5 separate regions of the Mus musculus genome follow, and regions 2, 3, 4 and 5 are each linked to region 1. A link is a loop called in an ENCODE intact Hi-C map of the cell type or tissue named here. Cell type or tissue: left cerebral cortex. All regions are shown on one strand. Each heading gives the region's core, and the rest is flanking DNA. Links, peaks and the distances in the headings are about the cores only. Region 1 holds the start of Derl1 (Der1-like domain family, member 1). Region 2 holds the start of n-TMcat16 (a tRNA gene). Region 3 overlaps 9130401M01Rik (RIKEN cDNA 9130401M01 gene). Region 4 holds the start of Wdyhv1 (WDYHV motif containing 1). Region 5 holds the start of 9130401M01Rik (RIKEN cDNA 9130401M01 gene).

Region 1 (6,268 bases), core at 632-5,631:
TTTTCAATCTTGTATTGAAATTTTAAAAATTTCCTTGTGTTCGTCTGTGTGTGGCGTCTGCCATGACACACATGTGACAAACAGTGACAAAAGACAACCTGTGGGTGTTCTCTCTTTCCAGCATATGGAGTTGCAGATACCCAACTCAGACTATCAAACTTGGCACTTTGAGATTTTTTGAGATTAGGTTTCACCCTGTAGCCCAGGCTAGCCCTGAACTCACATAACCTTCTGCTTCAGCCTCTTAATGGCTGGATTCATAAAGGAGAGTTGTTGTGCCCAACTCTATGGATTTGATGACAATTGTGATCTCAGCATTCGAAGTGACCTTGAGAACTTTCGCCTGCTTTGTAGTTTGCATAATTATAGTACTCATCTATTGGTATTACTATGTTAAGCAAGGTGAACTATCAAAGTGCAAGTGCAGAACTTGGTATACGGTAGGTTCTTAAAGCAAACCATCTCAGTGTACGCACCAGGTAATGAACTAGTTTTTGGGGGGTGGGTGGGAGGGATGAATCAGCTTAGTTAGTGAATTGTCTGCACCACACAAACAACCAACAACAGAAGGAAGCATGGAATTCAGGTTGGTTTCTTTTTTTTTTTTTTTTTTTTTTTTGAGATAGGGTTTCTCTGTATAGCCCTGGCTGTCCTGAAACTCACTCTGTAGACCAGGCTGGCCTCGAACTCAGAAATCCTCCTGCCTCTGCCTCCCGAGTGCTAGGATTAAAGGCGTGTGCCACCACGCCCAGCTTCAGGTTGCTTTTTAACAGACTGACTTTATAACACACATATACATACACGGGTATGTTAGTATATGTGCACACATACAAAGACATCAAGAGTAATAAACACATACTTAGTACATTGCGAGGCAGCCCCTTTATCTCCTAGTCCAGAGTGTCAAGGTTTGGAAACTTCCCATAGCTGTGACTAAAAGGCAGGACTGGTTCTGCTGGGAGAGGTAGTGATGTCCTGATTGTTGCCATGGCATCTCCATTTGCAAGGTGGGGCTAACTGGCCTGTTATTCAACAGGAGGATTAATTACATATTGCCAATATGCTGAGGATTAATTACCTATTGCCAATATGCTGTGAACTTCTTAAAGAAATATGTGATCCTGTCTCGGGCATCCCCTGGGGACAGTGCTCCTGGATGATGGTTGGGACAGGCTCTCAGCTTGAGTCACTAGGCCCCGCCTGTCAGCATTAGGGAGCCTACAATATGGAGCTTCAGCTCTAGCCAGCCTTGTGACTTTGACTGTTGGCATCTCTCCAATTTTTTTCTAATTTCAGGGTTTTTTTTTTAAATAGAAATAATAGGAAATGGGCTTTTATTTTTATTTATTTATTTTTAAATCAAGCCAGGTATGATGGCGCACTGCCTTTAATCTCAGCCCTTGGGAGGCAGAGGTAGGCAGACCTTTTGTGAGTTTGTGGCCAGTCTGATCTACAGAACAAGTTCCAGAATAGTAAAGACTACACAGAAAAGCCTCATCTCAAAAAAGGTGTAAAAATGATTTCTATGTATATGAGTGTCTTGCCTGCATGCATGCATGCACATGGTGTATGCATGTACCTGGTGCCTACAGAACTGAGGTAAGGTCAGATCCCTTGGAACCAGAGTTATGGGTGACTGTGAACCACCATGTGGGTGCTAGGAAGAGAACCCAGGTCCTCTGCAGCGCAGAAAGTGCTCTTAACTGCTGAGCCATCTCCCCAGCCTCCTCCTCCTCCTCCTCCTCCTCCTCCTCCTCCTCTTCTTCTTCTTCTTCTTCTTCTTCTTCTTCTTCTTCTTCTTCTTCTTTCCTTCTGCTTTTTTGACAGAATCTTGCTATGCAGTTTGGGATGTCCTGAAACTCTTGCTCTCAAGCTTTCTGAGTGTGGGGTTGCCTGTTCCCCCACATCTACCTTGGACTCCTTCCTAGGCTTTTATGTGGATGTCTCATTTTGAGGTGCATTCCCATGTGAGCCATCTCTACCGTCCAGTTACCAGGTCCTTCTAAAGGCAAGGACCCCAAAGAGAGATGAAGTGACTTTCACAACATTAGGTACTGCTAAGAAGTGGTTTGTCACAGTATAAACGCCAGTGTTTCTAGAGTGTTTGAAATAATGGAGCACTGGAAAGTATGTGGAAATGCACATGGACCTCGTCTTTGCCTGGAGGATGTGAGTCACGTGGGCCACTTGGACCTAAGATTTTCAATTCCTTTACAACGTTAAATAATTTTTTTTTCCAGAGCCCAAATTTCACATTTTTTAAGTTTGAGGAATTTTTTTTTCCCGATCTGAGAACACCGAGTCTGTTTCTTTTCTTATTGTCCAGACCTGATGGTAATTATGTTACACCTCAGCTCTGTGTTTACAACGCACTGCCTCTTCCAGTTTGGCCGACAGTTCCTCTCCCTCCACCATCCAATAATGATGATTTTGGATTTTGTTTAGAGAAATGGGTCCAGGGTTCTTTGGTGAGCAATCTCTTTGATTGCAGTAAGTTCAGATACTTAGTTTACTACAGGTCAGTTTACACCTATGTTCTTTACGGAAAGTTTTACTGATCCTAAACCATATTTTCAAAAAAACAAAACCAAACCAAAACAACAACAACAAAAACCAGCAACTGAATAAAAGTTCTAGTGAAATCGGTATCTTTCCACCATTTGTTTAAAACAACCATCTTCATTTCTAATTTAAAGCCCCCCAATGAACCAGATCATGTCCAATTATAAATGCGGTCTCAAATGCGTCTCAAGATTTCCCAGTCCTCCGCTGCCACTCTAGCCCCCCCATCATCCTAATCTTTTCCCGTATCCTCTGAAATTCTTCTTCATAACTCATTTGCTTTTCTGTCTACCCTGAGACTGCAAAGTTCAGGTACCGCTACCGTGCTCACAGCCGCAGCTGCATCCCCAGTGTCTAAAAATTTGCCTGAAGCTGTGACTAAATGAGGAACTATATGCGCTATCTCTTCCTTTCCCTTTAAATAAATACTCTTCAAGAGGCACTACTCCGATTACAACTCCGGGGAGAACTAGGGCATGTAGCTTCCCCATTGGTTTGCAAGACTGGCCGTTGCTCTGGGTAACCACTGTTTCCTACTAGCCTTGCCGTCGTCGCCCCGCCTCTCCTGCTTGGCCCCACCCCAGGACGTCGAGTCCCGGTACTGAGCTGCAAAAACGGCACTGGCCCTTTAAGCCGCCGGGACACTTCTGGTCACGTGGACCGCGGCCACCGGAAGGGGAAGTTTCTCTTGTGATCGCTGCCTAGCTTGTCCGAATTCGGTGGCGCCACGTCCGTCGGTCTCCGCCTCCTGCACAGCGGCTGCGCCTCCACTTTCCCTGGCCAAGCCGGCCGCGGAGCGCGGGGTGGGCACGGGAGGACGCGCGGCGCTGCGCAGCCGGTCACCTGACGGGCGACCATGTCGGACATCGGGGACTGGTTCAGGAGCATCCCGGCCATCACGCGCTACTGGTTTGCTGCCACCGTTGCTGTCCCCTTGATCGGCAAGCTCGGCATCATCAGCCCGGCCTACTTCTTCCTCTGGCCCGAAGCCTTCCTCTATCGCTTCCAGGTAGTAGCTGGCGTAGGGCGGTGGAGACTACAGCCCCCAGGTGTCCCCGCGGCTACGGAACGGGTTCGCCGGGCTGCGGGGCGCGCTGGGGCTGGTGGGATCTGTAGTGCGTCCGCCTCCAGGGGTTTAAGGCTGGGGTCCTTTGGGTCCCGGGAGGTCCTGGGGTCGAGTGTTAAGGCTTAGATAATTTAGAGTCGCGGACTGGCCTGCTAGGACGTGACTCACAATACCTGTCTGGCAAGATTGTACTTCCCGCCTTCCGCACTCTGAAGTGAGAGGTAAGTTGCCATTCTGTTGGCAAATTGGGCCCACCTACCTGAATGTCTTCCTCCCTCCTTCTATCTATGTCGTGGGTGGCGATGCCATCTTAATCAGTGGTGTCTACTTGACATAATTCTGCGTGGGTTGTTAGCGTGTTTACAGTTTCTCTCTCCTCCCTAAAGCAGTGGTGTAAAGGCAGATATTAATAAGAATTAATTTATCTGTATTTCCTACGGGCCCTATCCGATCACCTGGCATATAGCCGTTAAATGTTACCAGTGAATGAATAAACTACTCAGGAAACGGGAGATACTAATTTTCTTAAGCATTAAGGATATTAGTCAAGATTATCATTCTAAGCCAAAGAATGTTAGTTTCCTAGAGGTTATTTTTATTGATTCTGTGATATAAAAATTTAATCAGGGGACGCTCAGATTATATTAGATCTGGATTTCCACACATTCCTTAGCCTTCTCTTTCTACTTTCCACTGGATGTTATTTTCTCGTCTCCTTTGCTGATTTCTCATTTTCCTCACCCAGATGTTGGGATATGCTCTTGGAGTCCGTTATAGGATCCTCTGTAGTCCATCCCTTGGACTTAGATCTTTATCATACAAGGGGCATAAACACATGAATGGGAGACTGTCGGATATGTGAGTATCTTTATTGTAGTGGTGGAAATCACCACCTGGTGACCAGTAGACATATAATCAAATCTCCCTTTCATCTTTGCAAATAGCAACTGTGTTTGCTAGGGGGGTTTAGCAGTCATAGAGACATCCCTGAGTTCTTTTTTTGGGTTTCCTGTTTAGTGCTGGGACTCAAACCCAGAGCATAGCACGTGCTAGCTGAGTGCTCTGCCATCGAGATGCACATCTTGTATGGCCTCTTGACTTCTTTTCCCCACCCCAGAATCTGTCAGCTTAGACAGCTGATTCTGCCTCAGCTGTCTATTCGGAATCCAGGCCTTTCTCCATCGAAAGCTGTTAGCATGCCGGCTTTGCTCTTTCTGTTCTTGCTGAGCAGCCGGGGCAATCGTGTGAGAACAGAAATCATGTCCTGTCAGTCTCCTGAGACTCCTCCCATATCTGTGAACTGGGATGGGTAAAGTCCGTGCCAGGGCTTGCTGTTGCAGTACCTAAGTTGACCCCAGGACCTTTGCACATGTTATTTCTCTCCCTGAAAAAGGTAGTCATGGCTCATTCACTTTCATGTGTGTCTTTCAGGTCTCTGCCCAAATGCCATTTTCCCTTGTAGGCCTTCTCTGATTGCTGTCCATCAGAGTGTTCCTCCTTCACTGTTCCCTTCCCTTCCCTTTTTCTTGCGACATGCCACCTGCTGGTATTTGCTAGTTCACTTCCCATTGAGAACCTAGATGAGTGCTGGGCACATAGCATCTGCTTGTGTATTGCCTGAGTTCGTGGACATTCTGGGAGCTTGCTATGTGCTGGGCCCTTGTCTACAACGGCAAATAGGACAGAGGTTCCTGATCCTATGAGAAAAACAGAGGGAGGCATACTGCTAAGGACATCGTTCAAGGTACCAGTGTTTCCGAAAAATCTAAGAGAACACTTGAAAATGTCTTTGAGTCTGGCTTTTGGACCCAGTCTTTCAGAAAGAACTAATAGTAAACTGGGAAACTAGGCAAAAAATGGGAATAGAAAGAACACCGGGTACCAAGTAGAGAGCCAAGTGAAGTGGGAAGCCTGGTAGATGAAGACAGGGCGTTACCCTGGGGTCTGTGCTGTAAAGCACAGGTGAGTCGTAGAGGGCCTTGTAGTTCAAGGTAAGAGGCTAACAGTCTAAGTTTCTGTAGCACTAAGGATCAAGCCTCGGGCACTGCACATGCCAGGAAATCCTCTGCCTTCCACCTTTGATTTGAGAGCACCCGTGGCACCTGGGGGGATTGGAACAAAACACTGGAAGTTGATTCCTCACTCAGAGTGAAGTCAGTGTGTCGGGAGCACTGGGCGATGGACTCAGAGACATACACATTTACTTTACTGAGTGTGGGAATGCTTAGCAGGGCTTGGGTTTGGTTTGAAGTGTGGATTAATGGTGTGCTTTGATGAGTGTTAAATCTCGAGGTGTTTTCCAGGCAGCCCAGTAGAGACTTCCTGCAGCAGTTGTAAGAACATGAGTCTAAAGCTTAGCCTGAATTGTTTAGTGTTGTTATGTGTTAAGAAAATAATTGCGTTAATAAATGTGTTTTGGCAGAGTGCTGTTGTGAACCTTGTACCCAGTGGCATGTTGGGTAATGTGAGTGCACGGGGAGCGTTGGCTGTAAATCATTTTATGAGAACGTGGTCAAAACTGACTCTCTGAGCCTTGTGAAATCTTGCTCACTTGTGTAGTCAGATTGCTAGAGTAACCAACATCAAAAGCTTTTCTAATAAGCTACAGATGTAATAATGTTTGAACAAAACCAAACAGGA
Region 2 (6,268 bases), core at 663-5,662, 83 kb before region 1:
CTCGTCTCTTTGCCTCTGCTCCCTCTCTTTGCCGGGATGGCTTCTCCCTTCCATCTGTCTTGTTATAGTCAGAATAAAAGATGAGACTCCTGCGAGCCTAACCAAGGCCAGCCAGGCAGGTTGCCAACCCCAACTGTAAGAGGTCAGCGTGTGGGAAGAGGGGGTGCTTTCCGTATCCCAGAGGATGACAGCATAGTGTCCGACCCTGAGGGCCTCCTCCTCTCTCAGTTCTCAACTCTCCTCTGTTTCTTCTTAGTTGAAGCAGAGGTCACGGGAAGGAGGCAGGAGTCCTAGTATGCAGGCATTTGGAGCCAACTCTTCTGACCTCTGTTCCAGCTGAGCAGTCACTACTGGGGACTGTATGAGGAAAGAGCAGGCAGAGGCCAGGCCAGACAGAGGTGGCTCTTAAGCTAGGTACAGTCCCTGTCGAACCGATGGAGACAATGAGCTGAGGGTGAGACAGAAGTACAGAGAGAGCGAGGTGTTAAAAGTCTCAGTCATTCCTACCAGCTGACCTTCTGGTCTTGACCTTTGGGTAAATGGAAACTTGTCCCTGGGGTGAGAGGACAGGAATGAACCTATTCTTCTTTTAATCTGCCCACAAGTTCTTCAGTCTTCCGCTATCCAACACATCAATACAACTCTGCTGTGTTTGTTACTAACAAAACTTAGATCTTCTGGAATTTGAAGACTTTTCTGTGACACCTAGAGCCACCTTCGTGGTAGCATGAATAATAAAAGGTCTCTCACTGACTTGGATGTTGGATTAAAGTGTCTGCAGGACTTGGTCCTCCCTGGGTCCCCTTATTGGCTGTGGATAGATGGCTGTCTTCCCCCTGCACCCTTCTAGGTGTTCCCTCCGTGTGCACTCGGTCCTCCTTTCTCATAGACACTCCAGGCAGTTATAAAGATCAAGGAAGAGGCACACGCATTACTAGGTGTGATGGCTATTCTTGATTGTTAACTACACCCGGAGTTAACTAAAACCCAAGCGGCTAGTGTGGTGGCTTGAATAGAAATGTCCCCCAAAGACTCATGTGTTTGAATGCTTGGCCCATAGGGAGGTGTGGTCTTGTTGGAGTGGGTGTGGCCTTGTTAGAATAGGTGTGGCTTTGTTAAAGGAACTATGTCACTAGCTGGGAACCTGGAGCACACTGGCCTGCAGCCAGATCAACAGGTTGGAGAGTGTCCCTTCCAGGCAGCTCAACTGGTCTGAGAGTGTCTTTCTCTGCATCACTTCCTTCCTGCTTCTATATGCTGGGGAGAGGGAGGGATGAGGCGAGTCTTGTCAGTTTCAGGAATTTCCTGGGGCCACTGAATTGCTTACTTCCTGAGCTTAAGGAGCTTCTCTGCAGGATGGAGTTCTTACACATCAAATGACGGCTCAATACGTTTAAACATGCAGTATGGACCAGACAAGAATCCAGTTCTGTGTGTTGTGTGTAGAACACACAGTAGTAGAAACCTGTAAACTCATCTATACTGCGGGGCATCCCTTGTGCTGATTGCTTCAGGTTGCTTAGGACAGAGAATAAAAGAGCCACATGTTGGAGGCGGTGGCCAAGAAAGAAGCTGTTTCATTGGGAGAAGGAGTCAGAAAGGAGTTAAGTGGGGAAAGAATTAGCAAGTTTCAGAGGATGTGACCTTTGACCTGACAGTTGAAGGAAGAAATCCAGGTAGCAAAGTCACCTGAGCATAGAGAGGCCAGTCAGGTGGAGGCGGCCTGTGCACAGGTGGCAGTGGGAAAGGCCTGTTCCTGCAGTTCCAGAAGGTACAGCTTGGAACACTTGGTCAGCTATGGGTCTGAGAAATGACACACTCACTTCCAGCCAAGCCTGTAGTCCCGTGGGATGCGGGGCACCATCCACCTTGTATTTTGGACTCTGTGCACACAAAGCCAGAGGTTCATTCTGGGGCCTCCCTGAGGAGTGCACTTGCTGCAGGAACCAGGAAGCTGGGCATGTGTTCACACACCCAAAGGTTCCCTTCTGTCTTTGATAGTGAGTGGGACCCTGTTTTAGTTACAGTTCTCTTGCTGTGAGAAGACACCTTAAGCAAGGCAGCGAATCAAGGAAAGCATTTAACTGGGGGCCTGCTTCCAGTTTCAGATTAGTTTATGACCACCCTGCCTGGGAACATGGTAGCAGGCAGCCTTTAGTAAGAGCGGTAGCTGGGAGCTCACATCTTATCTATAATATAGGGGCAGAGATTGAGAGACTGGGCCTGGTGTGGACCCCTCCTCTAACAAGTCCACACCTTCCAATTTTTCCTAAACAGTACACTAATGGGGACCAAGGATTCAATTATATGAGCCTACGGGGGCCGTTCTCATCCAAACGGCCACAGATCCGCATTTAAAAGAGCCAGAAGCTTTACTGAGCGGCGTGTTTGCTTCTTGAGCAATGCAGCTCAACTGGAGAGTCCCAGCTGCGTGTAGCCTTCCGGACCTGTGCCTCCTTGAGCTCCTGGGGACGTCCGGAGGAAGCCTTGCGACGAGGAGAAGTCGTGGCAGAAAGTGTGAATGCTCGTAAATTATTACCGGAGGATCCTTCTACTACCGGAGGCTCCTTTGGCTCAGTTATGCCGGGTTAGGAGTGACCGTGAGAACCCAGCATCCGGAACGAGGCCAGGAACACAGTAGGTGACCAATAAATGTGTCATACCATTATGCGCGTGTAAACTCTATACTAAAACAAGCTCACAACAGTCTCTCTCTCTTCCATGCTCTCCCTCTCCAGGACGACTTTAGCGAGCAAGCCATTGTGTCTGTTGATGGACACAGGAGAATAAAGACTAGGCGAGTGCTGCGCTGGTCGGCTGGTTTCAGAAGGGCCAGAAATTCAAGTTCTGGAAACGTTAACTAAACTCAAGCCTCTGAGCATGCGCGCTGGGCTCTCCAGCAGAGTCTTGGGATTCTGGCCGGAAGCAGCACATAGGTGCCTCGTTAGCGCAGTAGGTAGCGCGTCAGTCTCATAATCTGAAGGTCGTGAGTTCGATCCTCACACGGGGCACAATACTTTTGGCCGCTCCGGGTCTAATTTCTTGCCAGAAGGAAATTTTACTCTTTCTCCTGGAATGTCTTGCGTTGGCGAGGTGTGGAATGGCTGCCGTGTTCTAAGCGGACCTGGACCTTGAAAACAATCTGGTGATCGATGGGGTCGCGGACTGCCCCGGGGAGGGAGGCGGTCCGTTTCTGCTTGGTTCAGGAAACAGTGTGGTGCGAGGGGCGTGAAGCCGGGAGGGAGGAGGTGGGGACCCGCCCAGGCGCTCGAGGTCTCTAGGGGTCCTGGCCACTCCTGCAGGCAGCAGCCGTGCGACCACAGGTCAGATAGCAAGTCCCGTGGGGCTTGTTGGCTATCGCTCATCCTCCACCTTCCCAGCAGCTACCCTCCCGGGTTACAGCCCTTCTTCAGAGCGTCTTGGGGCAGTGGAGGGTCAGTCATTTTCTGGGGTGTGTTTACTTCAGTGGCTGATTCGGGGGCTCGGAAGACAGGCACAGATGGCCCTCTTCACTCCCTGGGATCCAAACTTCCCTGAAAACTCTCTGGATCACCACCAGCCCCCACTCTGGGTGGTAGTACGCAGTAACGTCAGTTGGTCCTCTATTAATTCCCATCGCGCCTGGCTTTTCTTTTCCTTCGTACACATCATTCCATAGTTTCCTTGGAGGAGGCTTAGAGAACACTTAGCAAGCGAACACGTGGCTCTACCACAAGGTCCTTCCTTAAGGGGACCCTGCCTTCCCTTCAACCATGAGGTTTGGGGTCTGAAATATAGGGATGACCGTAAATGGAACCGGGGCTTCAGGTCAACTGTGTGGCTCAAGTTGGACTCTGGGCCATTGGGTCTGGAGTCTTTCCTCTTACGTACACCGTTTTGTTGTTTTGATTTTTGAGACATGATTTCTCTGTGTAGCCCTGGCTGTCCTGGAACTCTCTCTGTAGACCAGGTTGGTCTCCAACTCACAGAGATCCTCCTGCCTCTACCTCCCGAGTGTTAGGATTAAAGGCATGCGCCACCATTTTAGTAGTCTGCCTGTCTCCTTCCTTAGAGACAAAACAATAACCAAGGAGCCCTAACTGATTGCCTGACTGAACCTTGCTGTCCACCGCTGACCTGGGAATTGAAAAGCCCGTTGGGTCCCTGCTACCACAGACTGCAGTCGTAGGCGTGGCATTTCTTATTGTCTGCCATCAGAGCCACAATGGACATCCTCAGCTTTGCAGACATTTCGCCTTTGCGATGTCTTACTGGAGTCTGGTTTTTGGACTCCAAGCCTGGACTTGGGAGGTGTGTGTGGGGTCATGTCATAAATCTTGGTTTCTGTTCCTGGCTTCCTAAGCTTTGAAGACCTTTATCCACACTAAGGATTCCTAAGATTTTTTTTCCACCCATGACCCCTCCCTTTTTGGCCTGAGAAATTTTACGAGAACCTGGGTTTATAAGTATATAAATACATATACAAATAAAATTTATTGAGAAGAAACCACAAATTTATTTTATTTTTAAGTTGAAAAATAACTTGACTGTGATTGGAGAATCTGAAAGATCGTGGGCTGCTTTTAGTAAGAGTGCTGTGAATGGCCACCAACACACAGCGAACCTGAGGCTTGTCAGCTTAGGTACTCTGAGGGGGGAGTTTTTAAAACCAGTCTTTAACACCAATTCTGGCTATACATATAATTTAACTCTTCTCCAGAGCTGACGGTAATGTGTTGGGTATGGTAGTGTGTGCCTGTCCTCACAGCTCTTGGCAGCTGGGGGCAGGGAAGTTCACAGTTATTCTCAGCCTCACAGCAAGTTTGAGGCAAGCCTGGGCTATGAGCCTATGTCTCAAGAGAGCAGGCACACAACCCACCTCACAAAATTGATGATAATTTGATTTTATAGTTACCAATGTTAAGAACACTGCTTTGCATAAATATGTACATTCTGGGCCATTGCAGAAATTGTTGGAAATTCTGACCTGATCTCCAGCCAAAATTTGCTTAGTGAGTTTTTTTTTTTGAAACCCAAACAGCAGTTTTAACACTGCTAGCTAGATCCCAAACAGTCTACCATTGAGCCATATCTGTAGCTTAAATGGCAATTTTAAAAACCAAACATTTTAACTACGATACAACCTAAAAATATCCTAATTTGATACTTACAAGCTAAGGAATGATGGTAGGGATATATTAAATGTTTGTTTCTGTAATTAACTCATTATTTTTCTGTAAGAACAAAAAACTCGGCATGTACAGCAAAAACCCTGGGGTTTATAACATACAACGATCTCGAATCAGAGCGGAGATGTTCTCATCAGTGGATATTGGTGTTTCGTGGGGTGACATAATCGGGTGACCACATCAGGGGACCATGGGAAACACTTATGCACAGAGAAGCCGAGGCTGGTGGGTGATAAAGTATCCCTGCTAGCTGAGATCTGGAACCTGCCCAGTGCGCATGTGTGTTCAGAACAGAGGCTGTGGTGGTGCTGGGTGATGCACCCTTGGGAAGCGCCAGAATCACTGTGTTTGTGTTTGAACTAAGTTTTGCTTGTGGTGTGTTCAGAAACCTCTTTATGTTGCCAAAGTTTCATGACTCCCCCATGCAGTGGCAGGACTCCACATTGGGTCACGACCTATGTTTAAGGAGCTGGGATCTATTTCATGCTGGACACATGCAGAGATCTCAGTTTCACCGAACAGAGGCCAATATTGGGTGTACTTGTCAATTAACCAAAAAGCTCTAGAGCCTCTTCCAGCTTGCGCATGCTGATGTTGTGTCCCTCTGATCCCTGCTCTGCAGCGGGGGCCGAGGTCCCCTTTTCTTCTGTGACGCTGTCAGCTAGCTACACATCTCTGCTTACTTTTGTTTCTGTTTCAAGGCCCCACAGCAAAGTGTGTGTGTGTGTGTGTGTGTGTGTGCGCGCGCGCGCGCGCATGCGTGTGATATTCAGGGGGTTCTGGAGGAGAGTGCAGCTGCATCCTGACTGATGCTACGTCACTGCAGGCTCAACACAAGCTGGGCAGGTTCCAGACCTCAGCTAGCAGGTGTACTTTGAGTCTAGCCCACCAGCCTTGGCTTGTCTGTGCATATGGGTACTTTTCCCATGGTCTGATGACATGGTCATCCCACCCTGAGTCTTTGTGTATGCTTAGTTGTCAGCTTGGAACCGTGTGGGTCCCCGATCCTGTGACACGGTTTTCTGCTGCCTGGGGATGTAGACTAGCTTTGGCAAAGGTAACCCCTGTGAGTCTGTCCTTCTGGGGTACTCTCCTTGGGC
Region 3 (6,268 bases), core at 480-5,479, 130 kb before region 1:
AGACGAGTGGAGAGGCGATGATCACCAGGTGGGATCCGCCCTGCGATAGTGCAGTACTAGTAAAAGTAGAGCATGGCGTCATTGCAGTGTGGATAGATGGGATTGGTGACCAGCTAAGGTATGGAAGGGGATGAAGAGGAGGAGGAGGAAGAAGAAGAGAAGGGGGAGGAGGAGGAGGAAAGAGGAAGAGGAGGAAGAGGAAGAAAAGAGATGAGGAAGAGAGAGGAACAGAGGAGAAGGAAGAAGAGAAGGAGGAGGTGGAGGAGGAGGAGGAAGAAGAAAAAGGAGGAGGAGACTGGGTGCCCTGGGTGCAGGGGCGGATTGGCGCTGTTCGCTGAGGTGGATCATGCCAGTGGATGGGCAGGGCAGATGCAGGATAAAGAGATGAATGACTGCAGCTTGATGTACTGAGAACGTGATGCCCTTGGAACGCCCAGCCAGAGCCCCTCATTAGGGAGAGGGGGCTGAACTCAGAAGAACAGAAGAGTGAGTGGAGACACCAGGCTAGGATCACTGGGGACATTCATAGTAAGGCGGTTGTGAACTGGCCGTTTGAGGTTTGACCCTGTTTTGGTACTCATATCTGCCAGCAAAGCTAAGCACACCTTGAGGTCCAGGCTCTGTGGAGACAGCAGATGTCAGCATCCCAGGAACAGACTATGTGTCTGGGCTGGCTTTGAGCTGCTTCTCAGTGAGTGAATTATTTTTGCTTTCAGCTACCTGATAGCTGTGTCAGCCCTCTGACCTGGTCCTTTCTCAGGAAGGCAGCTGTTCAGAATGGAAGCTGTAGGCACTCAGGGATGATGCTAGTGAGGCCAGCAGGACTTCTGGCAGCTTAGTGCCCAGCTCTGGCTGAGCTCCTGCTCCCTGCTGCCCTGTGGCTCAGGTCCCTATAGCAAAGCCTCTCCCACTGAGACTTTCTCTTTCCTCAGGCTCCTGCTTCAGCTCGCCCAGTCTCAGCAAACATCATTCGCGTTGGAGAAGAACTTGAGGACTCAGCAGGAAATTGCAGGGAAAGTGAAGGACTTCAACTTTAGGGAAGATACTTTGCTGTTGATGGAGGAGGTACGGTTCCCCTCGGGGTTGTAGAGGGCAGCGAGCGTCACTGTGATTTTGTGCTGTTCCCATAACAAAACCAGATCTCATCTCATTGTGAAGGACCTCTGTCCCCCTCCACTGTGTGCCTCTGGGTTTCCAAGTCACCAGAGTGGTCCTCCGTCATTCACTTGCTGTATCCCTGCTTTCTGATTCTCATGCCTGCCCACATGAGCATCCTAAGTAACATGCCCACCATATTTCCACATTGTTTCAATGTGGAATTCACTGGGTAATAAGTCTTTCGCTGGAGATTTGAGCCCAGGACCTGTACATGCTAGGCAATCAGTATTCCACCGAGCTAGCCATGGTGCTGGACTTGACACTAATGGGTGAGTGTCCGCAGTTGAGCAGGACTTTATGTAGCTTCCCTCCTCCTCTCCTAACAGCAGTGATGGGGAAGACAGGTAGGGCTGGAGGAGGCCTAGAGAGGATGCAGCTGCCTGAGGTTAGGGCCAGAGGCAGCATAGGCCAGCCATGAGAAGTGTCCTCTCGCTCCATCCACCCTGTCACCTTGATGTCTACAGAGAGGTGCAGATGCCATTTTTAAGCCTCTGCCAGCCCTTTCTGTCGCTGGCTTTCTGTGAAGATCACGGCTGAGGATAGCAGTGGGAGACTGTGTGCTTCAGCTCTTCTGCTCCCAGTACAATGACCTCTGTGGCCTCCAGAGAAGTTAGAGCTGTAGATTGCAATTCAATTCAATATTCAACATTGCAATTCAATATTTAATCTTAGGTTTGTGCATGCTAAAATCAGATGTGTGCCGTGTCAGTGAGCTCCATTGCTAATCCAGTGTATGGACCGTGGTGTTCTCCTCCCGTGATACTTTACATGTGTCCCATGTTCAGGGATCCCCAACACCCCCTTTCAATGTGTGGGTAAATGCACGTGTGTGGAGGTGAGGGAGAGGCCAGGTCCCCCGTTGACTTTGCGTTTGCTGTGTAGGCCCTGCTCAGGAGCTTCCAGGGACCCACCTGTCTCTGCCTCCCATCTGTTTTCACAGGGATTGCAGGGGCTTACCTCCATGCATGCTTTTTCACGGGTTCCCAGGATCAAAAGCAGTCCTCAGGCACATAAGGCGGGTGTTTTACTGTCTGACAATCCCTCGGCCACCGCTTCTCACTGTTTTGCCCTGGCCGGCCTCAGAGTGGAAGCTCAGCTTCCCAAGGAACTGCCTTTAAGATAATGACTTCTAGTGTTTTAGACTAGGCTTGCTTTCATATACCTTTACTATCAGCACGTGATAGGCAGAGGCAGGTGGATCTCTGTGAGTTCAAGACCAACCTGGTCTACATAGTGAGTTTGAAGCCAGCCAGAATGACATAGATGCCTCTAAATAAGTAAAAACCCGAGAAGCCAGCCTTTGTGAGTCATGTCATTATGATGCTGCTGAAAGAAGACGTCACGCTGTTGACATGTGACATATCAGGTCACGACTTTAGAGACACTGAGTGCAGCAGTGAAGCCCCCAGAGCTGATGAATTAGTAAGGTTTAATAAGAAGCGCAGCATCTTGGTGACTGTGTGATGTGGGGCTGTGGAGGTGGCTCGGTGGGAAAAGCTCTTAGCTGCAAGCACAAGCCCCAGGACCTGAGTTCTAATCCCCAGCCTCCACATAGAAGCCAGGCATGGTTGCAGATACCTGGAACCCTAGCACTGGGACAGAGAAGGTGGGTCCTGTGCGCTTGCTGGCTGGCCAGCCTAACTGAACAGCCAGTTTAAGGCTCAGCAAGAAACCATCTCAAGGAAATCAGGCAGAGGGTGACTCAAGAATTCCTCCTTTGGATTTGGTATACACAAGCAAGGGTGCATATGCCACACACAAGCACACACCACACATGTGTGCACACACACTAAGCCTGTAGTCTGTGAAGAGCCATTCTTTGGTTGTACTTGTAGTTTTCATGGCCACATTAGATGTAGGAGGAGCCATAAATTAGTGTCTTGAGTGCCTTGTCCAGCATTCTTGCTGGCTGATGTGTAAGTTCTCACGCTTTGAAAGCTTGTTAGGACCTCCTTCTCCTCGCTGCTGCTACTCATTACCAAAGGACCACTTACTGAGCTTACAGAAAGGCTTCTTGGAACTTAAGTTTGAATTGTCTCATCGATCCTGGGATTGAGTCTGTGTGACTGCAGTTGCAACTATGACCAGGAGGGGGCAGTATTGTGCCTCTAGGGGGATGTGCTATGGCCCTGAGAGACCCTTGGCTGTGTAGGGTTGGTGTTTTTTTCAGGTCTGAAAGAGGTTGACATAGCAACCTGTTGCTTGGATCTTCACTGTCTTCAACTTCCTTGGGGGAACCTGGGCAATATGGATTCGTGTCTCACATCATACCTGTCTGAGCTCTGCCCCTACCTTTCAGCCCCAGCCTCTCACCTGGAGGGAGGAGCCCACAGCTACACTGTCAGACTCAGAACAGTCTTTGGCACAGAAAGGTTGATTCAGTGCTCCCCGGAGCCCAGGCGGAACAGCTGCCATCTTAGGACTCAGGATTCTCGGAGAATGAGAACGGAAACAAGGCGGGTGGCATCCCTGACACTGGGACCAGGGCCCCTCCTGTGGTGCAGCGCCTCCCTCAGGGCTTCAGTGTGAAAGGCCGTTCAGCTGGTAAATGATCTCTGTTTTCTGCCTCTGTGACTGGGATAATGCTTTGTTTTTTCCTCTCCTCGTGCTGATACAGGCTATGGGGGAAGACATTGTCCCAGAAAAGATAAAAGAGGAGCTTCATTCGGAGGTGAAGTGTGTGGGCCCCGGAGCCCTGACTGCCATGGTGGTTGCGTCCTCCAAAGAGTTTGAAGACAAGTGGTTCAGAAAGATCAAAGACCATTTCTGTCCCTTGGGAAATCAGTTCCACGTGGAGGTTGAGATCATCGCTTAGGAAACCAATCCCGAACCTGAATATCCTTGTTTACTTAGATCTGTGCAATCATGGAAAGCTCAAATAAAGAGGATTCTTTATATTGTTTATACAAAACTCTCTCCCAGGTAATTTCAGCTGCTCTCAGCTTTGTTGTTTGTTTGTTTGTTTTGTGTCCTTGACGCCCTCAGTGCTGTCTTTGTAGGCCTCTGCCAAGTTCGCAGGCACCTGTTGGGAATGTAAATGCAGAGGCTGTGCTAGGTTTTGCTGTTGCTGCTGCTGACATAGCAGCTTTAAGGGTTGATGGAGACTGATGGTTTCAAAGAGCAAGGCTCAGTCTCCGTGGCCAGGAAGCAGAGGGAGACAGAGAAGGGTCTGAAACAATGCCGCCCTCAAGGACATGCCCGAAGTGACCTGCTTCCAGCTAGACCATCACCTAACATTCCCACTCTCTCCGTGTAGTACCCACCAGCCGGGCACCAGGACTTCAACAGTCTTAGATAGTCAACAGGGAGGATATCTTCTATTCAAGCCTTAGCAAAAGACTTTTTAAAATTGTTTGGGTCCATTGAAAACAGTTACTATGTTGCAAGAAGCAATTGCTCAAGTGTATCCGTTAGGAATGACCAAAGAATGCTGGCATGTTAAGAGTACATAGGCTGAGTCAGGAACTGCAAACAGGTGTTAGCCTACTTGCAGGCTTCCTGGATGCTGGCAGAAGATGGGACACTCCTGAGTCAGAGACCGGATTCCTACCCTACAGGACCAGCAAGCCAGATGAGCCTGAGAGTATCCGCGCTGGCTGCTTTTGTTTCCAGGTCCTAAGGAGGCTGGCTGTACATGTGGGCACACACGGATGCATCCTGTCCCACGGAATGTGCAACACTGCCTCCTGTAGCTTACACATGCCAACTTGCCCTACAGGGTTTAGGAAGCCCAGGCTGCTGGAATGATGTGTGTGCCTGCCTCTTGGACTCCTGTTCTTGCTATGCAGACATCCTGAAAGATGTCTGGAACAAGCATTTGCTCAAAAGACGCAGGAGCCAGGGACAACCCAGATCTCTGTCTCCTTTAGCCACATAGACCACAGTCCCTAACATCTTCTGCATGTACAAAGGGCCATTTTCTTACTCAAGGAATTACCCAGGACAGAATTACTCTTTGTAGTGGAAGGAATAAGGTGAGCCTCACCTTGTGTTGTTGCTTACTTAGACTTTCATGGAGAGATGACTCCAGCCCTTGACAACGGGTGCAGCCCCCAGGATTCCTCTTTGATCCTTCCCCTCACTCCCCTCAGACAAGGGGCTGACGGTGCTGAGTGAGGACGCTCAGGGAGTTGGTCAGTTTGACCAGCAAGTGCAAGTTCAGGTTCTCAAACGGGAAACAGAGGACCACAATTAACAGGCGCTGCGGTTTTGGAACCTGTCAGCAAAGGAGCACCCGTCCAGCCATCCCTTCCTGAGCTATGTTACTTGCTACTCACTGTGTGATTCCTAGGAGACATGGGCTGGAGCCGGTGGTCTAGCAGAGGACTGCTCTCAGGGACATAAACTAACATGGCTTACCATGCCCCTCACAGTGTAGCTGTGGCCATCTGGAACTCTCCTGTCCACATTTCTTTCCCATTAGCCTTTCTAAGGGTACCCCCCCTCTCCATCTTTATCAGATAGCTAATTCACAGGTCCCCACTAAACATTGGCTTTTTAAATAATTGCTGGTGTTTCTGCTTTTCCTAGAAGCTGACATGCCTGCCTGCCTGCCTCTTCTCTTTCTGAGGCCGAGCCCCTTTGCCCTGGTTATCTGGCTTTCCTGGAAATGTTCCCAGCCCCGGGCGCAGCTCCATCCTTGCTCCTTGTGGACTTCACCTGCGCTCTATGCCTCCAGTTCTCTGGTCTCCCTCCTGACCTCCTACCCACACCCGGTGGCCTGGTGGTTTCCACGTCTTGTGTACAGCTCACTCCTACCTCACCTTTCAGTCAGTGCAGGGCTGATGTGAGGACCAAGATCACTGACATCCAGAGCCTCAGCTGTCACTGAGGGCGGGAGGGGCACCGGGAGGACAGGGCGCCTGCGTTTCGTCACTGGAGTTCCCCCACAGCATTTCCAGGACAGATGGGGAAGGTAATGAATGGACAATGACTCTGCTGGAGAGGAGGCGTCCCTGTGTACTCACACATCACCTGCTTGCCAAAGAGTGAATCACTGGGAAGTGAGTGAATGGTGACACAGGTGAGGGTGTCTGCTCTCCAGCAAGGGTGGGACGCTCGGTTGGCTACTTCCCTCGTTGCAGTAACCGAATACCTGACAGGAAGCAAT
Region 4 (6,268 bases), core at 895-5,894, 250 kb before region 1:
ACCTCAGAGTTCTTCCAAGCTGCAATCACACCAGTACCTACCTCTTGGGATTACTGTGAGGTTCAACTGAGTTAATTTACACCATGCACGCAAAACAATGCCTAGCATATGGCAAGGATGGTGCAAATGCAACCATTATCATATGGCCAGTAAGGTAATGCCAGTAAGGTAATCAGGGTAGCCAGTTGCCTGAACTGGATTTCCTACTACCACAAATTCTGTGTCTCCATTGTCTTTAAAATTATAAAGACGTATACTTCAACCTGAATCAATGCAGACTTCAACAGTTACCATTGGGTCTCCAGCCTAACTCCCCTCCCTCCCTTGTCCCTATGCACTAAGACGCCCCGACTTCACCCCACTGCTCAGGCTCAGCTAAGGAGACCAGAAATGCGTTCCCCACCCTCCTCATCCCGGCGCTAAACCCGGGCAGTGTAGGCCAGCAGCAGCACTCAGGGGAGCATCCAGGAGAGGGGCGCATTGGTGGCGGCGCGCGAAACCGCGCAGATTCCCGGGGTCCGCGCCCGCGCTCTCTCACCAATAGCAGCTGTTGTAGACACATGCGTCCCGCGTAGGACAGACCGGCTGGTACTGCGGGGCCGTGGCGGCGGGGCCGTCCCCCTCCATGACCCGAAGCTGTGGCTCACAGGTCAACTAAACAACCCGCTGGCCGCAATTGTCGCCAGTCTCCCAGGAGGAGAGGACAACAGAGTAGGCGGCCAGGACAGTTTCCGGGTGGGAGAGCCGAGAGCCGGGTGGGCGGGGCCCCGTGCAGCGTGAGGGCGGAGCCCGGGATGACGAAGCCTGCGTGGTTCCGGGTGGGCGGGGCCTGAGAGAATGAGTGGGATCTGAGGGGGGTGGGGGTGGGGCGAGGCTGGTGGAGAGGGGGCTGGGAATGCGAATCTTAGGATGACTTGAACTGTGTAGTTCTTGCCAGGTTTTGCGTGGTGGGTGGAGCCTGTGGCAGAGCGGGATGCACTTAGAGGCTTCCCTCTCGCCCCGCCCCCCCCACCACCCGGACCCCAAACCGAACCTGTTCTTGAGCTACGCTGCGTAGACCTAGTCGCCCTCCCATGGAGGGATTGCTTGTGTTGTTGCCAGTGTTTAGATATGAGCTTCCGGATACACTTAAAACTCCAGCTAAGGTTGCCCGCTGTGTGAAACCAGAAGAAACTCTAAACTAAGAGATGCTTGGGCACGCACGAAAGCTGAACCTTTAGAGCAGGAACTGAGAAAGAAAGGCGAACGGGGGGGGGGGGGGGGGGTGTTAGTGCAGTGCACCCAGATCTCACCATATTGTAATTTAATTTCTTCTCATCTGGATCTCTCTCCCTCTCCGTGTGTGTGTGTGTATTTTAAAGAAAAAAAGTTTTAACCAGGTGTGGTGACAGACACCTAAAGTCCTTGCATGCAGGAGACTGAAGCAGGAGGATTGCTTCTAATGCAAGGTGATCCTAGACTACAAAAGAATTTTTCTTTTAAAAAAAAAAAGATTTAAAGAGTCTGGATAGCATTTTGTGTTAATCATATTTATTTTCAAAAGAGAAGACACCAAATTGCTAAAACAGTGTTTATGCATAGTGAATTAAAGACATAGAGAACTGTCTCTATAGACATCCCAGTCTCCTGTGTGTGCCTTAAGTGCTCAGAGAACCTCCCTGCAAACGCTGGACTTCTTAAGATTAGATTATAGGCCACCCACAGACTCTCAGCCTTCTGAGACCCCAACCCCATAAAGTGCTGTGCTGGTGGTATTCTGGTGAACTTCAGCTGCTGTCCAAAACCCATAAATCCTACAAACTAAACATGTGTTTGTGTCTGTTACCAATTTATTGTTTCAGCTTGAATACTCCCTTCAACAGAGGCTGGGAGGCAGGGAGTGGCAGTCATGAAGCCTCTCTTGGTTAGTACAAAGTGAGTGTGAAGTTAAGCTTTCTCAGTAGAAGGATGGAAAGAGATTGCAAGGGAAAGAGGATCCCTGCAGTTTCTAGAAGGGACCAGAGCTAGTTGTGTGATCATCCTGCCCTCCAGTGGAGTCAGCTCTGGACAGACACCAGAACTTGGGGAAGCCTGCTTGCAGTTGTGTGTGGACAGCAATGGCCTTCTGTCTTAATCAGGGTTTCTATTCCTGCACAAACATCATGACCGAGAAGCAAGGAAAAGCAAGTTGGGGAGGAAAGGGTTTATTCAGCTTACACTTTCACATTCCTGTTCATCACCAAAGGAAGTCAGGAAGCAGGAGCTGATGCAGAGGCCATGGAGGGATGTTACTTACTGGCTCGCTTCCCCTGCCTTGCTCAGCTTGCTTTCTTATAGAATCCAAGACTACCAGCCCAGGGATGGCATCACTCACAATGGGCCCTCTTCTGCCCTGGATCACTAATTGAGAAAACACCTTACAGCTGGATCTCACGGAGGCATTTCCTCAACCGAGGCTCCTTTCTCTGTGATAACTCCAGCCTGTGTCCAGTTGACACACAAAACCAGCCAGTACACCTTCTATCCTCTTTCCTCCCTCCATAGCACTTTTGCCCCAGGTGCTATGAGAATCAGCCCTGCTGCTTCTCAGACTCGCCCTCATCTGCCTCACACAACATCCAGCCCTACTCACCTACCCACACACACCATGGTCCACCCTTAAAGTCACAAGTATAGGGCTGGAGAGATGGCTTAGCAGTTAAGGGCACTGCCTGCTCTTCCAGAGGTCCTGAGTTCAAGTCCCAGCAAGAACATGGTGGCTCACAACCATCTATAATAGGATCTGATGCCTACTTCTGGTGTGTCTGAAGACAGCTATAGTGTACTCATAGAAACAAAATAAATAATTCTCTAAAGAAAATACACAAGTGTACCCTCCACTTCTGAATTGTTAAAAATACAAATGAAAATAGTAACCAGGAGGGGCTGGTGAGATGGCTCAGGGGGTAAGAGCACCCGACTGCTCTTCCAAAGGTCCGAAGTTCAAATCCCAGCAACCACATGGTGGCTCACCACCTGTAACAGAGATCTGATGCCCTCTTCTGGTGCGTCTGAAGACAGCTACAGTGTACTTACATATAATAAATAAATAAATAAATAAATAAATAAATAAATAAAAATTGATTCCTGTTGTTAAAAAAAAAAAAAAAGAAAGAAAGAAAAAAAGAAAATAGTAACCAGGAAATAACACCTAACATGGCATACCTATTCCTTGTTCTACTGCAAACACACAAACAGTGAGGAGTGGAGTCTTACCTTGAGGCCACCACTCCCTTAATTTCTAGGACTCTGCTTCATTTTACTTCCTGCTGCCCTATAATACTTGAACCATACATTCTGTATTTTCAAAACACTCTTCATGAATAAACCAAGAGTGAGCCAGAGGATAAAGGCTTTTCTAAGACTTCCTTTGTCAGTGCAATTAATCGGATTCTCTTCACTTTAGCCTTAGCCTCAGGCAGATTCTTCAGACATGGACAAAAGCAGCCACATTCTTCACCAAACTATCACAAAAACAGTCTCTAGGCCACATATTAACTTTCTCTGGGGCTGGAGAGATGGCTCAGTGGTTAAGAGCACTGACCGATCTTCCAGAGGTCCTGAGTTCAATTCCTAGCAACCACATGGTGGCTTACAACCATGTGTAATGAAATCTGGTGCTCTTTTCTGGTGTGTCTGAAGATAGTGACTATACTCAATATACATAAAATGAATAAATCTTAAAAAAAAAATCTCTGACACTTCTTGAGCCAGGTCCCTACAGTCCAAACCATACTCAGCACCAATGTCTTCCATATTCCTACTAGGATTTCCCATTAAGCCCCACTCAAAGCATGCCAATACTTTCCAAATCCATATTCTTGCAGTCCCTGGTGTCCAGCCCACCCCATACAATGCCACACCTCTTCTAACAAGGTCACACCTTCTCCTAATAGTGTCATCCCAGAACCAAGCATTTTCAAACCAGCACACCAGCTTTAGCTGCATACAGAGTATGTCTCTATTTTGTATTTACTTTGTATTCAACTGCTGCCTAACCTGTGGTTGTCTACTGATTATTTTGAGGCATATGTGCAAAGGTGGTGGGGACATGGGATTTCATATCGCCCACATTTGTCTTGAACTTACTGTGTAGTCAAGAATGGCCTTGACATATCCTCCTTGCTCTCTCTACCTCCTGAGTGCTAGAATTGCTGGCACATTATCACACCTAGACACCTAGACTTTGGACATAAGTAGCAGATTCTACCAGTTAATAGATATGTGCCCTTGAGCAGAGCTTCTGCAACATCCTCCCCATGCCTGTTTCCACATCTGTAAAACTGAGGTTAAAAATAGGTTTGCTACAAGGATTGAGTTTGTCTATATGATGAACTTAGTAGTTGCCGGCACATAATCATGTAAGTTACCATTAGTTACTTGAAGTATAGTCCTCCCAAAGAGACTTCAACAGTCAGTTGTGACTTTCCTGACGATTCCATTAGAAAGGAATGGCTCTTCCTTTAAGGGCCATTGAGAGACTTCTGGATTGTAAAAGACAAACATTGACAGATCTTTTTAGTGAATGTTCTGCGGGGAGGGGATGTCAGAGCCTATCAATGTTGACAAAAACAAATCTCCTGCCAGTGTTTAGCTTTCCCAAGCAGTAGTGTTAATAGGGGCAGGAGAACCGACAGGAATTCATCTTACTGATACAACTGCTAGAAACTATGTTAATGTTTTGTCAGGTCTCTTAAAGCAGAGGTTACTATGTTGCTATCACGTGAGCAAAGTCTAAGCATTAGGCCTGGCATAGATCCTTTTTTTGGGGGGGGGGGGTTACTGATGGCTGGAGATGTAGATCCGTTGGTAGAATGTTTGCCCTTCATGCAAGAAACACTTGATTTGGGCTGGAGAGATGGCTAGGCCGCTAAGAGCACTGACTGCTTTTCCGAAGGTCTTGGGTTCAAATCCCAGCAACCACATGGTGGCTCAGACCCATCCATAATAAGATCTGATGGCCTTTTCTGCAGTGTCTGAAGACAGCCAGTTATCACACTTGAAGCAGGTCCAGGTGGAGTCTGTTACACATAATAAATAAATAAATCTTAAAAGAAAGAAAGAAGGAAAGAAACTCTTGATTCAATCCCAGGCACCACATAAATGGTGTGATGGTACAGATGTGTAATTCAGCACTCAAGGGGTAGAAAACAGGAGTATTATAGATGAATATCAAGGTCCAACTAAATGCCCACTGGGATCTCCAGTTTCTTCTGCCTCAGAACAAAGAATTGAGACAGGGATATGTGGATAGTGGTAGAAACAGAAACTGCTACTACATACATACATACACACGTTTTGTTTTAGAAAAAAGTTTTTTTTGTGTGTAGTCTTATAAACCAGGCTGGCCTACTACTCATGAGATCCACCTGCCTCTGCCTCCTGAGTGCTGGGATTAAAGGCGTGAATGAACCACCACTGCCAGCTACAGAAACTGTTTATTAAGAGAGTACCTCAAATCAAAATGGGCCAGGGCTGGAAAGGTTAGAAGTTCAATGGAATCTGTTCCTATTGAATTGGGACATTTATATCTCTTGTTTAACAAAGCTTTTTATTTATTTATTTTTAATGCCAAATGGCCTCTGTATCAATTAAGAATGACAGAGGTGATTTATCTGTTACGTAGACAGCCACCCTGGGCTACTCCATGGTGATCTTGATGGCTTTGTTTGGGGCAGAGGTTGTCAGTCTTCCACCACCAGCTGCCACAGAGGGTCCTATCATCGGCCTTATGTCAGACCCAGAAGGTCTGAGAGATTTTTCTGCGGAGGAGGAATTCTGGGGAGCTGAGGTACCTTTGCAAGGCAGGGTAGAGCAGTCAACCCGTGTCCACAGTTTGGACTGGGCTCTGGCAGTGGGTGAGGGATGGGGTAGTTCTTTGCCAAGTGGCCAGTTAGCATCTGGGAAGCAGGTCCAGGTGGAGTCTGTTACTGCTCATCTTCCTCAGCTGAGGCTAGCAGAGCTGGTATTGTCTGCCGGGGGAAGCCATTTTCATGAAACACCTTAAAATGTCAGTCAGAAGCCGGGCGTGGTGGCACACGCCTTTAATCCCAGCACTTGGGAGGCAGAGACAGGCAGATTTCTGAGTTCGAGGCCAAGCCTGGTCTACAGAGTGAGTTCCAGGACAGCCAGGGTTATACAGAGAAACCCTGTCCCGAAAAACAAAACAAAACAAAAAAAAAATAAATAAATAAGTAAATAAATAAAATAAAAATGTCAGTCAGCAGATCTCTTTGAGGGGTTTGAGAGC
Region 5 (6,268 bases), core at 426-5,425, 140 kb before region 1:
CTCAGTCCCACAAGGCAAGCAGGTGAAGAAGAGAGTGAATCTTCCTTCTTCCATTGTCCTTATGTATGTCTCCAGCAGAAGGTGTAGCCCAGATTAAAGGTGTGTGCCACCACTTCTGGGATTCATAGCCACTATGCTTCAAGATCTCCCTGCCAAGATCCAGGTCAGAAACTTGTATCTCCCAGATTCCAGATTAGAATCACAGGTGAGCCTACCAATTCTGGATTGTAGTTCATTCCAGATACAGTCAAGCTGACAACCAGGAGTAGCCATTACAGTATCCATAAGGTTTCCCAGGGCCCTAATGGCTACATTCTCACTCTCAACTGGGATTCTATCATAGGAGGCAATGCTGGTAGACTCAAGCTGGGAGAAGCCTGCCTTGGCTGTTATATAAGATTTGGGGGGGCTGGAGAGATGGCTCGGTGGGTAAGAGCACCCGACTGCTCTTCTGAAGGCCAGGAGTTCAAATCCCAGCAACCACATGGTGGCTCACAACCATCCATAACGAGATCTGACTCTCTCTTCTGGGGTGTCTGAGGACAGCTACAGTGTACTTACATATAATAAATAAATAAATAAATCTTAAAAAAAAATTTGGGTTCACATTTTCAAATGAAAGGTAAACAATTACTAGTCAATAGACATAGCTTTCTTTTTGTAGACAAATCTGCCATGACTGTGGGAGTAGAGTAAGCAAGGAGGTTCTTTTAGCAAAAGGTTGGAAACTACTGAGCCCAGGAATCTTGAGTGCAAAGGGCAAAGAGCTATCACTTCCCCACGTGCAGCCCTTAAACAACTGCTGCCATTTTAGCACACGCTCTGGTTCAGTTGTTGGGCAGGAGGCTAGAGCTAGCAGGCCTGAGCAGGAGGGAAGACATTCTGAGATCAAATATCTTTCATAAAGAAAAAGCTGGAAGAACTCCTCCTTGCCCGCCTTTGCTCTGCTCTTCCTCCGCTCCTGGAGCAGAGATCTTGAATACACCCATGACACCCCTTTCACCTCTAAAGCTTTGTGTGCCTTATTTTAATCAATACCCATTTTATAGACTGGGTCACACAGCTAGCGAGCCAAGGCAACAGAGCCACACACACGTGGCTCTTGCAGTCCTTCAGTACTGTGCTGACACAGTTCTGGGCATAGACAGGGCATACTGGGATTAGGGCAAGTATAGCCCTTTTTAGGACATTATTTTTTTCCTGGTGATATTAGGAACTTTTCTTATAATTCTCTATAATATCTGAATTTTTCTTAATAAGAAGTATTGCATTTCTGATGAGAAAACAAAACAAAAACCCCAGGTATTAAAAAAGAACTTCTCTGGATGGATCCCACAGTAGCTACTGCCTGGAGGCTCCCTGCGTGGACTCTTCCAATGAGGCTATTGAATATGCACTGAGTTCCACATTTGGTGAGCCAAGGGCAGATGAATTTTGAAATCCGGGGAGGTGGTTTGGGTTGCCCTGTACGAGTCTGTAGAGTAGAAAATAGGGCTGAAGGAAAAACCCTGGAAGCAACTGGTGGAAGAGGAGCAAGTGTGAGGGCAAATAGAAAAGCTTTATTACTAGCTCCACATTAGTGCTCTATAACACAAGCCAGTGTTTTGTCCACGACCTTTACATTCTAGAGTCAAAACGTTTCTTGAAAGTCTCAAAATTCTGCTAGCCTTGATCCAAGTCTTTAAATTGTGATGTCTAGTTTTTTTAGTAAATGCGTGAAGAGTTCTGGTCTCTTCTTCAGAGACCCTGGGCTTTTGAACAAGTTACCTGACTTCTTCAAGCCCAGTATCTCCTTTTACAAGATAAGAATAACCGGGCTCTTCTCACAGTTATTGGGAAAGAAATTTTAGAAATAAAATGCAAAATAAAATGGGGAGAATACTGTCAGTGGTTTAAAGCTGATACTTACCAAGTTAACTGGCTCTCCAGAGACCACGACTATTCGAGGTACTCAGGAGGAACTCACTCTATCCAGCTCTAGACACAAAGAGGTCAAAACCTTTGTTGGGTGGTTTAGGAGGCCCTGGAGTCAGGCAAGAATTTCTGCTCCACCACGGAAATCCCCAGCCGCTGAAAGACTACCACTCCCAGAATGCAACGCTCCGGCCGACAACCCACCGCTTCCGTGTGGGCGGCGCGCCGGTGCCGCTCTACACTCTACCTTGCCTCGGCAGCCTTGGCGCGGCTGCTGTCGCGCGCTTTGGAGGCTGGGTGATGGGCGTCGCTCTAGGTGTCGCCTCGTTTCGAGGTCCAGTTGCACTTCCGCGCGATGGAGACCGGATGCTGGGTGCTGGGCGGCGAATTTGAGGACTCGGTGTTCGAGCAGAGGCCGGAGCGCCGGCCCGAGCCGCCCTCCCCCTACCGCGCCAAGCTCTGCGAGCCGCAGGTGAGACGGCTGCCCCTCTTGCCGCTCCGCTCTGGAGCCGGCCTGCGGCGAGGCCCACCACCGTCACTGTCCACCCGCCCTGCAACCAAGCACGGCGACTTCACTCTTGTACCCTCGGGTTGTCTGTCTCCGTCCCCCACCCTCAACCCACGTGTCCTGCAGGCGGGCCCGGGCTAGCATCACACGCCCCCTTCCTGCCTCCAGCCCCGCCCAGGTGCTCCGCCGTAGCATCCTTGCAGGCCTGCTGGCTGCCTAGAAGAATAAAATAGTTCCAAGCTAATTATGTTTCATCATTTCCTAGTAATGTATTGAGACTTGGATATGTTATTGTTGAGTTGGGATGGCTAGCTATGTGACTAAATGGTTGCAGAGTGCCGAACCTAACGGTGGCTCAAATACCTCGTCTCGAGTGACCCAGTGTTTAAAGAATAGAACAAAGTTTTTCTTACTGTGATGGCCCAGTAGAAGGAGAGGCACTAATTTAGCACGCTTATGATGAGCCTTGATACTCAGTGAAGTGTATTTCTCAGAATACAACCAAGCTATTACAATGTTAACTGTACTGAGTCAACAGAATTTAGAGACTTTCTTCAGCCTCAGCAGGTTTTATTGTAAAAGAGAATAGGAGATGCTTCTTTGGGGCTGGAAAATTGGGCATGCAGAATGCTTTTCATCCTTTTTTTTTAATTCTTTCTTGGTAGTTACATCTGGATCTCACCTTATGTCCAGTGGGTTTACATCAGAAGAGGTCGTCTTACAGATGTGTCCTCAGATCCTCCAAATCTTTGTCTGGGATGCACAGAAACCTGACTCCAGTTAAAATTTCCTGTGCTCTGTGTGCCTTTGTAGCATTTTTATAATAGGACCATCGCCATAATCACAGTTTCCTACGTCTTGTGCACAATTTTGTCAGTCCCTATTCACTCTCAATTGCTCTAAAAGAAAGCAGATAGCACTTTAAGAGTCACTGGACTGCACTTGGTGATGTCATTTCCAATAACTTCACTGTGGTTGAAACCGTGTGCTTTTATTTATTTTTTAAATCTGTCATTGACATGTATAGACATGTGATCATTACAACTTTTATTTTTTAAAACCACGTTCATTTATTTGTGTGTGGGTGAGAGAGCCATGGCACTGTGTGGCGGTCAGGGGACAAACTGCAGTTGTTGATTCTTTCCTTCCACCACATGGGGCCCATAGATCAAATCAGGTTGTCCGACCTAGTGACAAGTGCCTTTACCCGCCGAGGCATCTCACAGGCCGTCTTATCATTTTAATAAAAATTGGGCTGTCAGAGAGATGGCTCAGCAGGTAAAGTCACCTGCAGCCGAGTTTGATGAACTGTGTTCTATCACCAGAGCTGGAAGAGTAGAAGGAGAGAACCAACCAGCAGTTATGCTCTGACTTCCGTATGTGCTCAGTAGCGTGGATGGGCCCACATACGTATAACATGTATTAAAAATATTTTTTTTAAAATCTGGGCCATCATGAAGATTGTCATTGGTGGCTCAGTGAGTGACGTGTTTGGCGTCTAGCATGAGGATTCATGATTCCTAGCACTCACATAAACTGGGCGTGCCAACCAGCACAGGAAGGCGGAGACAGGAGTACCTTGGGGCTTGCTGGCAGCCGATCTAGCTGACTGGTCCAGTGAGAGACCCTGTCTTGAGGTAACAAGATTGAGACTGATTGAGACAACTAATGTTGATCTCTGGCCCGCACACCACATGGGGATGCACACATTTACTGCGCATGTAAACGTATCATTTAGTCTGATGTGGTCATCCGGGTCTGTAATCTCAGCACTTGGAGGGCGTACGATGAGATGCTGTTTTAAAAAGCAGAATATAGCCATCCCTTGTCCATTGCTTTGCCTTGTGTCATCCTGAAGAAGTGTGGCCTTGACGTTTAGATGGTTGTGTCATGGGAAAGTGCTTTTGACTGTGAAGTGGAAAAGCATACTTCAGCCGCCATCGTAAACTTTATCTTCTTGGTTCCTAGTGGTTTTATGAAGAGACAGAATGTAGTGACGATATTGAAGTTCTCACTCTCAAGAAATTCAGAGGGGACCTGGCCTACAGACGACAGGAATACGAGGTGGGGGTCAACACGAGTGGGACTTTGGCATTTCAGCTGGGCTCTGGTTTTATCATCAGTAGCACATGCAGAGAGCAGTGTGTGCCAGGTTAGCAGTGTGCTTTGTGGATGGATTTAGTCTTTGGTGGGGCCTATAGATAATCTTAGACTCTTCAGTCTACGCCTTTTCTACAGGGTCCATATTATGTTTTGTTTTTTCATAATTCCAGACAAAGACTACTTTGAGGATCCCTGTAGGTCTGCTTTCCCATTTATATCCACTCGCCTGTGAATCTCCAACGTGTCACAGGAACAAAATACCCCACAACATGCAAGAGAAGGAAGGGATGAACAGTTAGATGCCAGATTGTTTCACATACAAGTCTCATTTCATCTTTGGGCAAATATTAATAAGGTATATAGCTGGGTCTGGTGCCATATACCTTTAATCCCAACACTTGGGAGGTGGAGGCAGAGGTAGGTGGATATCTGTGAGTTCAAGACCATCCTAATTAATCTAGGTAGCAAATTCAGGTGTCTGTCTGTCTGTCTGTCTCTCTCTCTCTCTCGCTCTCGCTCCCAGCACACACACACACACACACACACACACACCTCAAAGTCCCAGTAAAACCAGGACTCAAAGCCTATTCTTTTTGCTTCTAGAATGTTCTCTCTCTAATACTGTGATACTTCCATAGTTGTAGACATTATGACCTGCAGCCATTCTGTCTCAACCTTTTAGAAAAACAACTCACAGTACTGGTTGAAACACTTGGTCTCCCATAGGTCATTGTAGGATTGCGTTTTACTTTCTGCATAGGAAAAAGTCATCTCTACACTGGGTCCTTTCCTTTCCTTTCCCTACCCCTTCATGCCTTCCCTTCTTTCTTTTAATAATCGCCAGAAAGCCCTGCAGGAATACTCCAGTATCTCCGAACAGTTACCATCTACTAATTTTGCCATGAAAAGGGATGTCCAAGAAGGCCAGGCTCGGTGTCTGGCTCACCTTGGGAGGCATGAGGAGGCGCTGGAGATGGCAGCAGACCTGGTGAGTTGCTTATTCTCCTACACTGTCCTGAACCAAGGACAGGAAAACAAACTTGCTGCTAGAAGCAGAGTTGGTGGGCCGGGATTCCCGAAGGAAACAACCAGCAGTGTATTTACTGAGCTGAAAGTGGAGAGTGCTAGATGTGGCTATTTTCCTCTGCCAAGATGAGAGTTATTGCCTAGAAATCCTAATTTCAGAAGTTTTGCTTTTATGAGGAATGTATACCCAGAGCGATAGAATTGAGTGATTTTGTTCTAGATGTTTCAAAGATGTAAGTTTTTAATTATGTGTATATATATATATGGGGGTGTTCTAAGTGTGGGAATGGGCATGTGAATGTGAATGCAGGGATGGGCATGTGAGTGCGGGTGCTGGGAGCCCAGAGACACTGGATCTCCCTGGAGCTGTTGTGAGTTGCCCAGTGTGGGTGCTGGGAAATCTGGGGCCTCTGCGAGAGCATCAAGTTCTCTTAATCACTGAATCATCTCTAGTCTCCATTGTTTTATTGCAGTGCTGGGAAAATCCCTGACACACATTTAAATGGATTTTAATGTACAAAGAGGGACATACTAACCATGCTATCAAACCTTTGTTTATTAACTTAGCATACCAGCCAACTTTAGATTATTCGTCCTATTATCAGAGTCATAGTCTAGAGACCAGCACTCTCTGCATGTCTGTAAGTCTAGCAGAGCAAGTCTGAGAGGAGCATCACAAGTCCAAGGCCAGTCAGTCAAGGCTACATAATCCGGCCC

Evidence for each region. A loop is a pair of places that touch in the nucleus more often than their neighbours do. Peaks named below come from ENCODE experiments on the same cell type or tissue, not always from the same donor. Only the 100,000 strongest peaks of a DNase experiment are listed, where the experiment ranks them.
Region 2: a loop joins it to region 1, with 5 times the contacts of the local background. A loop is called at or near these places in 9 of 42 quality-filtered maps.
Region 3: it touches region 1 in a loop (2.0-fold over the local background); 10 of 42 quality-filtered maps call a loop at or near these places.
Region 4: it touches region 1 in a loop (2.7-fold over the local background); 2 of 42 quality-filtered maps call a loop at or near these places.
Region 5: a loop joins it to region 1, with 4 times the contacts of the local background. A loop is called at or near these places in 10 of 42 quality-filtered maps.

Annotation. Positions count from the first base shown.
Region 1 is chr15:57,889,446-57,895,713 of GRCm38, reverse strand. It overlaps Derl1 (Der1-like domain family, member 1), which reads left to right and starts at 3,296. Exons shown (of 8, transcript NM_024207.4): 1 at 3,296-3,571. The coding sequence starts at 3,419. In left cerebral cortex, for the core only: a CTCF peak has its summit at 3,652; DNase peaks (open chromatin) are centred at 3,194 and 3,570; H3K4me3 peaks cover 2,597 bases; H3K27ac peaks cover 1,838 bases.
Region 2 is chr15:57,972,726-57,978,993 of GRCm38, reverse strand. n-TMcat16 (a tRNA gene) reads left to right here and starts at 2,939; the gene lies at 2,939-3,011. It overlaps LOC115488500 (a long non-coding RNA gene), which reads left to right and starts at 1,648. Exons shown (of 3, transcript XR_003951568.1): 1 at 1,648-1,771; 2 at 2,278-2,637; 3 at 2,739-6,268. In left cerebral cortex, for the core only: a CTCF peak has its summit at 1,748; DNase peaks (open chromatin) are centred at 1,981, 2,464, 2,937 and 3,588; H3K4me3 peaks cover 1,810 bases; H3K27ac peaks cover 1,290 bases.
Region 3 is chr15:58,020,071-58,026,338 of GRCm38, reverse strand. 9130401M01Rik (RIKEN cDNA 9130401M01 gene) reads left to right here. Exons shown (of 6, transcript NM_029418.4): 5 at 933-1,065; 6 at 3,776-4,069. The coding sequence ends at 3,973. Among named protein-coding and RNA genes, the nearest start is that of 9130401M01Rik, 11 kb to the left of the region's middle. In left cerebral cortex, for the core only: a CTCF peak has its summit at 3,226 (motif pointing right); a DNase peak (open chromatin) is centred at 3,249.
Region 4 is chr15:58,135,852-58,142,119 of GRCm38, reverse strand. Wdyhv1 (WDYHV motif containing 1) reads right to left here and starts at 754. Exons shown (of 6, transcript NM_029734.2): 1 at 539-754. The coding sequence starts at 627. In left cerebral cortex, for the core only: a CTCF peak has its summit at 3,011 (motif pointing left); no DNase peak of the experiment used is centred there; H3K4me3 peaks cover 372 bases; H3K27ac peaks cover 289 bases.
Region 5 is chr15:58,030,202-58,036,469 of GRCm38, reverse strand. It overlaps 9130401M01Rik (RIKEN cDNA 9130401M01 gene), which reads left to right and starts at 2,176. Exons shown (of 6, transcript NM_029418.4): 1 at 2,176-2,386; 2 at 4,391-4,486; 3 at 5,370-5,513. The coding sequence starts at 2,270. In left cerebral cortex, for the core only: no CTCF peak of the experiment used is centred there; DNase peaks (open chromatin) are centred at 2,143 and 2,529; H3K4me3 peaks cover 1,529 bases; H3K27ac peaks cover 1,403 bases.